Linked DNA regions of Homo sapiens: region 1 is linked to region 2. The links are chromatin contacts, found by Hi-C or POLR2A ChIA-PET in ENCODE. All regions are on one chromosome and are shown on one strand. Each heading gives the region's core, a stretch centred on a gene start or an enhancer-like site at or near the end of the contact. The rest is flanking DNA. Distances are from core to core; before and after follow the strand shown.

Region 1 (6,741 bases), core at 175-2,674, 1.0 Mb after region 2:
TATTTCTGCTTTTACCACCCTAAGGCAAGCCACCACCATCCCTTACCTTCATTACTACAACAGCCTTCTCAGACCCAGTAGATTGACTCTCTCAAGTGCCAATTTTACCCCCTAATTGGAGAAGAGATGGAAGTGTTCTGTTTGGAGAGGTTGCAGCAATGGGGCCTGGCATTCCAGAGTCTGGCCAGCGTCGTGGGCATGAGCTACAGTGGCAATGGTAGCAGGCTTCCTGAGCTAACCACTGTGAGGTGTCCTCTAACTCCACAGTCCAGTGGTAGTTGCCCTGACTCTTCTCCCAGTTCTTCCACTGATGTTGTATACACCTAACTCCTTGTGATTTTTGCCTGCAGCACTCAACCCTGATATACTTAACTCACCTTCCTGCATGCAGTCATGCCCACTTATAAACCATTCTCCATTCCATACAGAATTCCTTAAATATGTAAACCACTCAGGTTATCTTCTGCTCAAAGTCCTCCAGGGGCTTTTTACCATACTTAGAATACAATTCAAACTTCTTACTGGAGTACAAAGCACTATCATCTGGCTTCAGCCCACTTCTCTGATGGTATCCAGCCACTGGGCTCTCAATTCCTGAAAAAGGCCAAGCTTTGCCCTAGATCTGTGCTATGCTGTTCCATCTGCATGGAACACCAGTTCTCCTAGTTTCCTACATGTCTTCCATGTCATTTAGATTAGATGTCACCTTCTCATCACCCCTCCTGTAAAGTTATTCTACCCTGTGTTCTCTGCAGAGCGCTTACTAGTATCTAATTTTTTCTTGTCTTAGTCACCATTGTTTCTCTTCTCGAAAAATGTATGCACAATGGGAGTAGAGAGGAACTTTGTCCCCTCATAGCAGATCTGGGATGCAAGGTAAATGCTTAATAAATATTTAAGGAATAAATTTGGGTTGAATTTGTAAGGTAGAAATTTTACTTCTGTCAGTTACTCCAAGTGTTTTAGTAAAAACTCCACGTTATTCTTAAATATTAGGTTGAGGATAATATCACTTTGCCATCTGGGCACAGGTGGTAGGTTAACAAACTTTTGGAATATATTATACTCAACTTTGTACTCGTGGGAATAAAAAAAGCCCTGAAAACAATCCCTTTTTAACACTGCCGCTGGAAAAAGGGGCTAAAAATCACTAATTTTTTATTGAGGAAAAGGAATATTAGATAGTTGGATTTCATTCAGGATTACTGCCATTTTTTCCAAACTACTCCAACTCTTGCAACATCAAGCTTTTGGCTTGTAAGGATAAACAAAATATAGTTTTCTCTCTCTTAGCTCCATCTGCTGTATTTGGCGGGCGACGGGGCGGGGGTTGGGGGAGGGGGGGAGGAGGGGTGGAGCCTCACACTTCATATCAAGTCTGGAGAAACAGCACCATCTGCTGGGGAAAGGCTGCCGTGCATCTGCCCTGGCAATAAGCCAGTGGCTTTCAACCTTTCCTTGTGCAACTACACATTTGACATTCTGCGTAGCAACTAAAACCCGCTTTCCAGACCAAAAAGAAGTCCTGCTACTCCAGAAATGTTGATAAGATTAGAGAATCTTCTGTTAAGGGCTTCTCTTCTAAAAAACCAACCTGGGCTTTGACCCAAGATTAGAAATCAGCGCCACTGTAGGAAAGAGAACAACAGAGGTACATCTGGATTAATAAACAGGAATAAAAAGAGCCACAACTTTAAGACGCTTTTGTCCTCCATATTCTCTGCAAACAAGAGGCTGAGGCCTTTGTCCTCTTTTTGGAAGTTCCAGAGGTTTTTTGCCTTCCTTCCCCTCATAAGGACTATGAATTCATCTGACTTCATCTTCTAGCTCATTATCCACATTAAAAAAAGTTTTTTAATGATGCATAACTGTGCATATTTATGGGGTACACTGTGGTGTTTCAATACATGTATACATTGTGTATCACTGCTTACATTCTTAGATAGGTATTTTTCCTCTCTTGCCAATCTACTTTATCTTTCAAATTCTTCCTACGACCTTTCTCCATCATTTGTGAATGGTTTTCCTAGGATCTAAAAACGATTCCATTCAACTAGTTTTTCCCTTACTTTGCAAAATAAATCTGATACTTCAATTTTCTCTTAATTCCTGAAATCTATTGATTTTCTGTCCTCCTTACTCAGTGTACATGGGTAGTAAAATGCCTCTCCACCTCAATCCTTTGCTGGCTAGATGCTGTGTGCCTTCCTTTTTATTCAATTCCTTTCTAATCTAGATCCTAGTGCCTAATCTTCTCATTTCTTCATTTTCCAACTACTCCTTAAATAACATTAAGATATACCCCTTTCTGCCATCTGCCTATGAGCTTTCCAAAAAAGGTATTAAGTTCATCCTTTTATTACTATTTGTGGTTTTATCATCATTTACAAATTATTCCCATTTCTAAGATGTACCTAAACTCATTTCCTTTCTTTTTTATTCATATATTTTCATAGACCCTAGATTTCTTAATTGGCTACTAGATCAAAATTATCAACATAAAATCTTTTATATCCCCTGTCCTCTCATAGTTCTAAGACTTCTTTTTCCTTATTCAAAGCATTTCTAAAATTGCTCCTCCAGGATTCGTGAGTTTTTCTTGATTAGTTAGGAGAGTAACTCCCTCCTTCAAGCATTACCTTAGAGACCTCAAAGTTAAGATTCTCAAAAATATAAGGAACTCCACTCATATCCTGAATGCTTACTATCCAAATGGAATAGTAACCTTATATGTATACATAACTCAAATAATAACCATGAATTGCCACCGGCACTCCATTAAAACACACACATGATACACGATTAAGATAAGAGCTAAATATTCTTGTTTTTCAGTTTCTCTTTTGCTATGGCGGCATGTGGATAGAGTTCAGGAACCTATATAAAACTGAGTGAAGAAAAAATGCTTTTATTAATCACAACATGAAATTAACATGACATCGTATTAGAATTAAACCAGGATAAATACTGCTGTTATAAAATTTACATTTCTCACATCCATTCCAGAGGAAAATCTTACATATTAGGGCTCATCTTAATGTTATGGACTGATTTCAGTAAAACTTTTTAAATAGTAAATAGCAATTAACGTATTCTCAAACTGTGCTAAGTAGTTAGAAAGGCAACTATAAAATCTATAATGATAACACGTGGCAGGATTAGAACTGTTCTGTTAAACATTAAGAACCACATCTCTGTTTTAGATGTTACCTCAGTGCACCTTTTTCACTGGTAAGGCAACTGCTTGCTGTGGGTGCCACAATGATTACCAAGTTTCTTCTTAAGTAAAAGACACTTGTTTGATCAAGACTCAAGTGAGTTTTCTTTCCCAATTTTGTTCTTTTGAAGCAGAAGGAAATACCTTGGTCTTTGATATATATAAGGAGGCAAATATGAAATACAGCTGTTATAATCTTCTAAATCACAAGGGCAATGAATTATTCATTTTCTTTGAAAATATTCAGTCTTTGAAATATTTCATTTTTAAAATAACAAGGCTTCTGAATAATTTCTCAAAACTAGCTTTCCATTTTAGTACACGATTTGATAAACATAGCACATTAGATAGGTATTTAGCAATTTCTTCTACCAACTACACTTTGCCCTCACTAAGGGTTAGAGTATGATTTGAAACAATTTCTACATATAAAGCATCTTTAAATAAGTTTTGTGTTCACTGAACTGAGACTTCTTTCACTTATGTACCTATGGAAGTTAATCTGAGCATACACATATATACATACTTGCATACATATGTGTACATATGTTTTTTAAGTAAGTTACTTTTACCATTAGAATAAACCTAGACACTACAGGGACAACTCTGGGGAACAGGGCGGTCTGCCTTAACAACCCTTCTCTAGGTTGAGGAAGGCAGGTATAGTTCACTGAAGGATGTGATGAGGCTGTAGTAAGTCTTCTCATCATCTGTTAATCCTGCGTTGCCTGGTCTCACCACCACAGCTACGTGCACATCTGCTTCCTCAGCAGCACTGGCCTCTGTGAAAAATCAAAGGATGTGTGTGTGTCAGAAACACCAAAAAATGATGTCTGAGATTTGCAGCAAAGTCAGCAGGGGGATGTGGGGATGGAAGAAATGAATTTGGCCCTGATTTGATGACTGTTGAAGCTAAAAGATGGGCACCCTGGGGTTGACTATATTATTATCTCTTTTATGTATGTTTTAATTTTTCCATGATAAAATTTTAAAAAATACGTAACTGTACTTGACAGAAGAGAATGGCAGTGTATCCTACACTTCTGAGCTTTATTAAGTACTTATGAATGCAGAAGGATGGAGCCATGTTCTGTCCTACACCTTTCCTCCACTTCCTCCCATCAGCCCATACCGAGAACTGAGCTGTTTCCCAAAGGACAAGCTGTTGGTAACACGAATTAAAATGATATGGGGCTGGGCACGGTGGACCCAGGAGTTCACTTGAACGCCAGACTTGAGTCCAAGAGTTCGAGACCAGCCTGGGCAACATGGTGAAACTCTATCTCTACAAAACAATACAAAAATTAGCCGGGCGTGGTGGCGTGTGCCTGTAGTCCCAGCTACTCAAGAGTGCTGAGGTGGGAGGATTGCTTAAGCCCAGGAGGTCAAGGCTGCAGCAAGCCGAGATCGCACTACTGCACTCCAGCCTGGGTGACAGAGTGAGACCCTGTATCAAAAAAATAAAAACACAAAGAAGATAATGGGACAAATGGAATCCTATGGTTTAATCAGCCCAAGATATCTGCTCTTACCTCCAGACCCTAAACATGTCATACTCCCAGCCTAGAATGGAGCAAGTTAGAGTGGGAAATGGGATACAGGCCTGTGATAAGAGAGATGGCGCTTACTAGGACAGATAGAACAAAACTGGTGAGAAATCTGGAATATATATATATAAATCCCGTGGAATTTAGATTTGGTGTAAGAGTAATCACCATTAGTTTCTCAGCCTTTGGAGAAGAGTCACAGCACCTGAACAGATTAACTGAAGGGCAGTCGTGCTGAGAGAGTTAAGTTCCCAGGAGACACACTGGGGCTGAGCTGTTTCTTCCACCCACCCACCTCCTCAAGTGCCTGCTTTCTGTTCTGCCTGTGAAAGGGCCTGTCACTTTCCCAGAGCAAACAGTACTCAAGACTCCCCTCTCTGTGTGGGAATGTCTTCTTCAGACCACCTCTGCAGATGCCATTGGAGAAAGGCAGCTATCTTCCACTCACCCCTACTTCCTAGCCTGACTGCCCTGAGCAAAGTTTTCATCGTGACTGGCAACCCGGGAATATGACCAAGTTAAGCCATCACAATCCACATGGGACTTGACACTACAAGTGGCCGTTCCATATTCAGGCTTTTTATCTAATTCACTGCAGGGCAAGTTTTATCCCTAAGCATCTATTTGCTCTACTGTTGTAATGCTGAGACACTTTTTCATACTTGGGTATTATTTGGGATTTTATTTTTTATTTTATTGTGTTTTTTCAGAAGGGTCTCTCTCTGTCGCTCAGGCTGGAGTGCAGTGGCATGATCTCGGCTCATCCCAACCTCCGCCTCCCAGGCTCAAGCAATTCTCCTGCCTCAGCCCCCAGCCGAGTAGCCAGGATTACAGGCGTGTACCACTACTGCCTGGCTAATATTTGTATTTTAGTAGACACAAGGTTTCACCATGTTGGCCAGGCTGGTCTTGAATTCCTGACCTCAAATGATCCACCCACCTTGGCCTCCCAAAGTGCTAGGATTATAGGTGTGAGTTACCGCGCCCAGCCATTATTTGGGATATTAACTTAGTTTTTCATTCTGCCTCAGCAGTGGAAGTCTGGGCATGTGGTACCAAAACAGGACCAGAGAGAAAAGAGCAAGCAGGCAGACAGCTCCCTGCCTCATCCCAGCTGCCGATGACCCAAGTTCTGGCCTAAGTGTGTATGGGGCCAGCAGAAGATGAAGGGCAGGAATAAAACCTCCTTACAGAGAATCAAAGGGAGCTAATTTCATTTTGAAGCCAATTTAGGGATTATTTCTATTCTCCAAAATTAGGAATAATTTCTACAATTGCAACTGAGGAAATGGCTTAAATGAGAAGAGAAAGATCTGAAATTATAGATGTACTATGTGATCCCAAATACAAAAATTAAGTGGCTAAACACAAGAATATGAAGAAACTATAAGTGGTCTAAGGACAGGGGTTATAATTCTTAATATTGAGATAGAGCAAAGGTCCGGGGATCACAAATGGAACTGTGCATTTAATCCCAGAACTGGCTGGCTCAACTACCTACCCCTTATACTCACAACCCCGCTTGCATGCTCCTTCCCATGACAACTCCTCTAAGTCTTCCTGTTAATTTCCTGTGTCATAGTGTGTGTGTGTGTGTACATAGCGATGGCTGGGAAATCACGGACAAGGAGTTAAACGAGAAGAGTTAGTCTTTTCAATGCCACTTCCCCACATGCAACCCCCAGAGTTGGTTCATTCTTTTTTGAGACAGTCTTGCTCTGTCACCCAGGCTGGAGTGCAGTGGCACAAACACGGCTCACTGCGGCCTCGACCTCCTGGGCTCACCTGATGCCCCTGCCTCAGCCTCCCATGCAGCTGGGACCACAGGAGTGAGCCATCATACCCAACTAACTTTCTGAATTTTTCTGTAGAGACAGAGGTCTTACATTGTTGCCCAGGCTAGTGTCGAACTCCTGGGTTCAAGCAATCCTCCTGCCTGAGCCCACAGAAGTGCTGGGATTACAGGCATGAGCCACC
Region 2 (7,013 bases), core at 808-3,307:
AAGGAGTATTTGGTTCAGCTACTGTGCTGCTCTGGGTTGCAGGAAGTAAAACTAGTGATGTGGTTCAGGACACACTACTCCAAAATATAGCACCTGAGCATTTGAGAAAATAGCAGAGCAAAGAGGTCATTTGCACCTTCCCCTCACTCCTTTTGCCCTGAAGCAGGCCATAAACCATAGAAAGAATACTCTGGCCATCTCCCTTGAGGCAGGCCATAAAACCCGGTGTCCTTCCCTGAAGTAGGTCATAAGACCATCATTTGAGAGGTACCCTCCCTTTACATAGAGAAAAGGAATATCCTTACCTCTGAAGACACCAGGACACAGAGAAGAACCTGAACAAACAGCCCATTCTAAGTTCCCCCAGTTTGTTACCATTACATCATACTCCCTTTGTGTAATCATACTCCTGCACGACTGTCCACTCTTTATCAACCCTACGACAATTGTCTTCCACCCCTTCATTGAAATTTCATTATCTACTGACTGTGGAAAGAAGACTGAAAGTCAAACATCAAATCTAGAGCCCAGAGGAACTTTGTACTAAGTTATTGACTGCTGTTTGGGCTCATCCAACTTCCACAAAGAATTCTTTGCAAGCAATCCCTCAAGCTCATCCAAAGAATCAATTGTGATCCTCAAAATTACTTACATTCCTCCATCTCCCTCTCCCTTATGAAAAAGTGTACATAAGCATCTGAACCTCATTGGATTATTGGGTAATCACTCTACTGTGATTTTCTCCAGGGCACATTAATAAATTTGTATGCCAGTCGGGAGCGCCTGTAATCCCAGCACTTTGGGAGGCCGAAGGGGGCAGATCACCCGAGGTCAGGAGTTCGAAACCAGCCTGGCCAACATGGTGAAACCTTGTCTCTAATAAAAATACAAAAAAAATAAATAAATAAGCCGGGCTTGGTGGCACGTGCCTGTAATCCCAGCTACTCAGGAGGCTGAGGCAGAAGAATCGCTTGAACCCGGGAAGTGGAGGCTGCAGTGAGCTGAGATGGTGCCACTGCACTCTGGCCTGGGTGACCAAGCGAGACTCAGTCTCAAAAAAATAAAAAATAAAATAAATTCGTATCCCTTTTCCTTCTGTTCATCTTTTCTTTTGTTAGTTCACTCCAGTGAACCTTCAGAGGGCAGAGCTTTCCCTTCACCCCTACAAAATGAAGGCAAGAAACTTAATTCTAGGGAATAAATATATAATCATTAATTATATACATATGTATTGTGTGTTACGCAGCCACAGACAACTGCTTGACAACAAAACCCACAAATGTGCCACACTAATTCAGTAGTCTGCTATTATGCTTACTTTCAGTCATTTAAGAAACATACCTTTACGTGTGTGTGTGTGTGTGTGTGTGTGTAAAATACATTTGCCAAGCCCTGGTCCACTCACCTTACCATTTACATTAAATGAACCAGCTTACTATGATTATGCCTATCATTAAACTGTCAGAACATTAAATATCCATGTATTGTTTAAATTAGGCTGAAGTTTTCTAAAAGCAAGGGAACACACACATGCACACACACAAACACACAGACACAGAACATGGCTAGAGAGTTCTAGCAAAGACAATCCCCAAATGGTTATTAGTATTCTGTAAGTTTCAGTGAGTGAAGGGTGCTAAAATGCAGCTTGAAAACCAAAACCGTGGCATATCCACTGTGGCATCGTAATGTTGCTACTCAACTCTTTTATTCTTGTAATCATTGCTTGTCTTAAAATGACCCTGTCAACCGTGTTCATTTTGATAGCTTTGCATGTTTGTGACAGGTCGCTCAGCAGGCGCAGGCCACCAAAAGCAATTCGCAGCCCTCTGCAGTGGTACCGACATGCAGCGGCCTTCCGGGAGAGGCCGGCAGCAGAAGCGAAGGAGGAGCCGAGCGCGCGGCTGGGGACCCGCCCGCGCCCGCCCTCAGCCCCCTCGCCCCGCCCCTCTGCGGAGCGCGCAGCAGCCCGTGCGCCGGCGCAGGCCCCGCCTCCTCGCTGGGCCCCGCCTCGCTGCCACCACAGGGTCTTGCCTCCGCGCGCCCCGCCCTCGTCCTCTTGTGTAGCCTGAGGCGGCGGTAGCATGGAGGGGGAGAGTACGTCGGCGGTGCTCTCGGGCTTTGTGCTCGGCGCACTCGCTTTCCAGCACCTCAACACGGACTCGGACACGGTGAGCCGAGGGACGGGGCGGGGTCCGGCGTCGCCTGGGAAGAGCCCTGCGCGCGGCCTGCCTCCCCGCTGTTGCTCCGGTCCCCGCCCGCTCCCCCGACGCCGCCGCGCCTCCTCCCTGCGGTCGCGGCTCTGCCTTCTCTCCCCCTCAGCGGTCCCTGAGGTGCCTCGTGCCCACGAAGTCTTCTCCAGCATTAGCCCTCCCTCTGCTATCCTCCGTTATTTCCCTTTTCCGACCCAAGTGTCCCACACGCTCCCATCTTTCCTCGGCGCCCCTGTAGCTGTGGAAACTTGGGCGTGAAAAGATGGAAAGTTCACGGAGCGTCTTTCCGCTGCTCTGCGGAGCCTGCGGTAAACTTTCCGTTTCTCGCGACGCCCGACAGGCGTTTGCAAAACCAGGCGGACTTTTTCATGCAGAGCAGCGTCTGTGCGTGTTTGTTGCGATGGTAGGATGGTAAGGGAATAAAAATAGATGTTGCGTCCAGTGGCAAATCTTAGTGGATGGAACAGCTTAATCTGGTATATCAGATATCTTTTTATTTGCGTTATTAAATTTGTTAAAACAGTTTTTAAAAGTACGTTGCCTATTTTCTAAAAGTTCTATGAAATTAAAGAAACGCTGTAAAACGTTGAGCTCGGAAGTAGTTAATGTCCTGTAGCACTTTCAGTAACTTGCAGAAAGAAAGTCTAAGCATCTGAAATACACTTCCCTGCTGTGTGGTACAGTTCGGAGAATACCCTGCTGAACAATGCCTAGTAATTTCTGCTAAGTTCATTTTAAGATATAACGTCTATTTTACTCAAAATTGCCTTAATATAGGTCGGGCGCGGTGGCTCACGCCTGTAATTCCAGCCCTTTGGGAAGCCGAGGCGGGTGAATCACCTGAGCCCACGAGTTCGAGACCATCGGGGACAACGTAGTGAGACCCGGTCTCTACAAAATCTAAACATTACAAAATTGCTCTTTGGCACAATCCTAATAAAGGTTGGAATTGGTATGTTTTATGTATACAATTTCAGATAACCTTACAAAGTAATACCTAATAAAGAACAAATATATGACCATTTAAAATATATGTGTAGCTGTGGAAATTATTTTGGAATACCTGTAGTGTAGATAGAGTGGGACCGTAAATCCTCGGTAGCTTAAACGATTAGCCCTTGGGAAGTACCTGAGTGCTAGGGAGGCCCCTGTTTCTCAGATCTTTTTCCTGAAGTCTTTAAAGGGTGGTTTTTCTGGCTAGTTGCACTTGCATTGCCCCCCTGCTTCCCTTCCCTGAGTTCGTCTTTTGAGTATCAAAATCAAGAACACTAGATTCTGGATATCCCCCCGCGTGATTCCAGTAAAGACTCACATTATGGAAATAATCCTTTTTTACTTTTAGGGGAAAAAAGCATTATTAATTATAAAGAATATAAAATATTTCTGTAATCACAGCACTTTGGGACGCGGAGGCAGGAGGATCATTTGAGCCCAGGAGTTCAAGACCAGCGTGGGCAACATAAGGAGACCTCATGTCTACAAAAAAATTTTAAAAATTAGCCCGGCGTGGTGGCACGTGCCTGTAGACCCAGCTACTTGGAAGGCTGAGGCAGCAGGATTGTTTGAGCCTGGGAGGTCAAAGCTGCAGTGAGTAGTGATTGCACCGCTGCACTCCAGCCTGGGTGATGACAGAGCTAGACCTCTTCTCAAAAAAAAAAAAAAAAAAGATATAAAATCTTCATTGTCAAGCACATTGGGTCTTTAAGTGTGCCTAGAGAAATTGAATTCCCCAAAACTCAGATAAATTACCACTGGGGTGGCAGAATACAAGTAGTTTTAAAAGAATCGGGCTCACAGCACTCCTTTTAGAAAGCAGACTCTGAAATTGAATTTAAATCTTTCATATTGTGCATGAGTTTTAATCAGAAAACACTAATCTTGTCATTTCGTACCTTAGAAGCTTTCTGTAACTCCCAGAAGCACATGTGGTTAAATCCAGAGTAGTCATTCGGGGTGTCCCATTATTGGCTCGTTCTTATTTATCTTTGATTTCCTTCTGCTCCAAGGCAAAGTGCTCTGCTCATTCTTCAGTGTGTGCTCATTTCTGGCTTTAAGTCTTATATGCTTCCAAGTGTGCCCAGTGCTTCATGCTCTGCCTACACAAATATTGCCCATAGCTTTAGTCTAATCTGTAGCCTCCCCAGGGCTACAGGGCTAATCTGTAGCCTCCCCAGGGCTACTCTGATTATTTCAGGCTAGACTAATCTCTTTCCCTTCCTCTCCTCTTTATTTCTACTTTTTTTCTTTTGAGGCAGAGTCTCACTCTATCGCCTGGGCTGGAGTGCAGTGGCGTGATCATAGCTCACTGCAGCCTCAACCTCCTGGGTTCACGTCATCCCAAGTAGCTGGGACTACAGGCATGTGCCACCATGCCTAACTAATGTTTCTCGTATTTTTTGTACAGACGGAGTTTTACCCTGTTGCCCAGGCTAGTCTTTAACTCCTGGGTTCAAACTATCTGCCCACCTTGGCCTCCCAGTGCTAGGATTACAGGCGTGAGCCATCTTGCCTAGCCTCTTCTCATTTTTATTTAACTCTTCATCTTTCCCAAGTAAACTAGAAGCATCTCAGATCTTTCATATGTGCCCCCGACTGGTAGCACATATTGTATACATAGTAAAATACTCAGGAAATACGGTTAGTTAAGTGAACAGTAATTCTATCAGTGTATTCTATATATTGCCTCTTTATCTTCATAGGAAGGTTTTCTTCTTGGGGAAGTAAAAGGTGAAGCCAAGAACAGCATTACTGATTCCCAAATGGATGATGTTGAAGTTGTTTATACAATTGGTGAGTTATTTATTTCTCCTATATTTGAATCATCTGTGTCTCCTATATTTGATAGTTTATGCTGAAAGGGGTCAGCGTAAATTATTATTTTTAAATTAGGAAATACAGAGGCTGGGCAAGGTGGCTCACACCTGTAATCCCAGCACTTTGGGAGGCCGAGGCGGATTACCTGAGGTTGGGAGTTTGAGACCAGCCTGGCCAACATGGTGAAACCCATCTCTACTAAAAATACAAAAATTAGCCAGGTGTAGTGGTGCATGTCTGTAATCCCAGTTACTTGGGAGGCTGAGGCACGAGAATTGCTTGAACCTGAGAGGCAGAAGTTGCAGTGAGCCGAGACTGTGCCACTGCACTACAGCCTGGGCAACAAAGCGAGACTCTGTCTCAAAAAAAGAAAAATAAGAAATATATATTAATTTTAAAATAATTTAAAAGGATATGTTGTACTCATTTTGCAGTTAAAATTATGACCATGGACTGGTCTAAAGTAAGAAATAGTATGAGACTTAGGAAGCAGATAAGATTACTGCCAGGGAAACAAGGATGAAACACCTGCTGTTTAGTAGGAAGATGGCCCGGCAATAGGAAGACCAAGGAAAAAGATAAAATGTTAAATGCTGCAGAAAAGTTGGAAGATGAGAACTGAGAAAATGCAGTAATTAGATTATTAGATGACTGAAAATCCTCAGTAATTTCTGGAGCGTAATGGGGAAGAGACCAGGCTGTAAAGGGTTTGAGGAGTGGGTGCTAAAGCAGTTATAACTGGTGGCAGCTTCTCTTTTAGGGAAAAGCAGGGGAGAACCTTTAAAATGCATAGGGAAAAAAATGGTTAAAAGAAATAAAATGTATAGGGAGTTTTCTGATTGTCTAATATAGTTTTTCTCTATATATGTGTATGTATTTTTAAACAAAATTGGTAGTGTACTTTATAAAAGGTTTGGCATCATATTGTGTCATGATCACTTTACAATGTTGCATAATCCTCTACAATATTATTTTTCATTTCTTTTCTTTTTTTTTTTGAGGCAGAGTCTCACTCTGTTGCCCAGGCTGGAGTGCAGTGGCGCAATCCCGGCTCACTGCAACCTCCGCCTCCCAGGTTCAAGCGATTCTCCTGCTTCAGCCTCCCAAGTAGCTGGGATTACAGACGTGTGCTGCCACGCCCGGCTAACTTTTTGTATTTTTATTAGAGATGGGGTTTCATTATGTTGGCGAGGCTTGCCTTGAACTCCTGACTTCAAGTGATCCACTCGCCTCGGTCTTTCAAAGTGCTGGGATGACAGGCGTGAGCCACCATGCCTGGCCTACAATACTATTTTTCATAACTGCATTGTGTTCTACCCTGTGGCCTTACTGTGATTTAAACATTCCTTTAAATATGTTATAATCAGCTGTTTCTAGTTTTTCATTATCATAAAGTATACTACAGTGAATATCCTTGTATATCAATATTTGGCGTTATCTATTATAGATTCCTAGATATGGTATTACTGTGTCACAGGGTATGAACACTTGTAAGGTTTTTGATCTGCATTAGCAGATTGCTTTCCGGAAAGATTATATCAGTTTGTACTCATACTGTATGTTATTTTTGTTTGCTACTTTACAAGTTTAAAAATAGAAATATATAAAGTAGGAAATAAAAAATTTAAACTCTCATTAGTTTCCTTAGTGGCAACTACTATTTCATGGATTCTTACTAGCTTGCAATATTCATAAAACACACAAATGTAAATGTGTGTGTGTATATATATGTGTATATATACATTTTGTTTTTGTTTTGAGATGGAGTCTCATTCTGTCGCCCAGACTGGAGTGAAGTGGCATGATCTCGGCTCACTGCAACCTCTGCCTCTCGAGGTCAAGCGATTCTCCTGCCTCGGCCTCCGGAGTAGCTGGGATTACAGGCACACGCAACCATGCCCGGCTAATTTTTTTTGTATTTTTAGTAGAGATGGGGTTTCACCATGTTGGCCAGGCTGGTCTCGAACTCCTGACCTCAAGTGATCC

What was found. Hi-C counts contacts between places; a loop is a spot of excess contacts on that map. ChIA-PET counts read pairs that join two places held with the same protein, here RNA polymerase II (POLR2A). Pooled maps may share reads with other maps.
Region 1: a loop to region 2 is called in a pooled map, with 6 times the contacts of the local background. The contact joins the enhancer-like site here to the promoter of ABRAXAS1 in region 2. A Hi-C loop is called at or near these places in 1 of 37 single-sample maps with no recorded cell type and 8 of 50 pooled maps. POLR2A ChIA-PET finds 5 or more read pairs at or near these places in 2 of 52 experiments (BJ and activated T-cell).

What each region holds. Positions count from the first base shown.
Region 1 is chr4:82,457,239-82,463,979 of GRCh38, reverse strand. ENOPH1 (enolase-phosphatase 1) reads right to left here. Exons shown (of 6, transcript NM_021204.5): 6 at 2,803-3,999. The coding sequence ends at 3,860. Among named protein-coding and RNA genes, the nearest start is that of ENOPH1, 30 kb to the right of the region's middle. Within about 2 kb of position 1,424, at least 3 of the 41 ENCODE cell types and tissues checked have a DNase peak (open chromatin) inside an H3K27ac peak, as active enhancers do.
Region 2 is chr4:83,480,144-83,487,156 of GRCh38, reverse strand. It overlaps ABRAXAS1 (abraxas 1, BRCA1 A complex subunit), which reads left to right and starts at 2,057. Exons shown (of 9, transcript NM_139076.3): 1 at 2,057-2,171; 2 at 4,913-5,003. The coding sequence starts at 2,085. RefSeq lists a silencer at 1,842-2,331.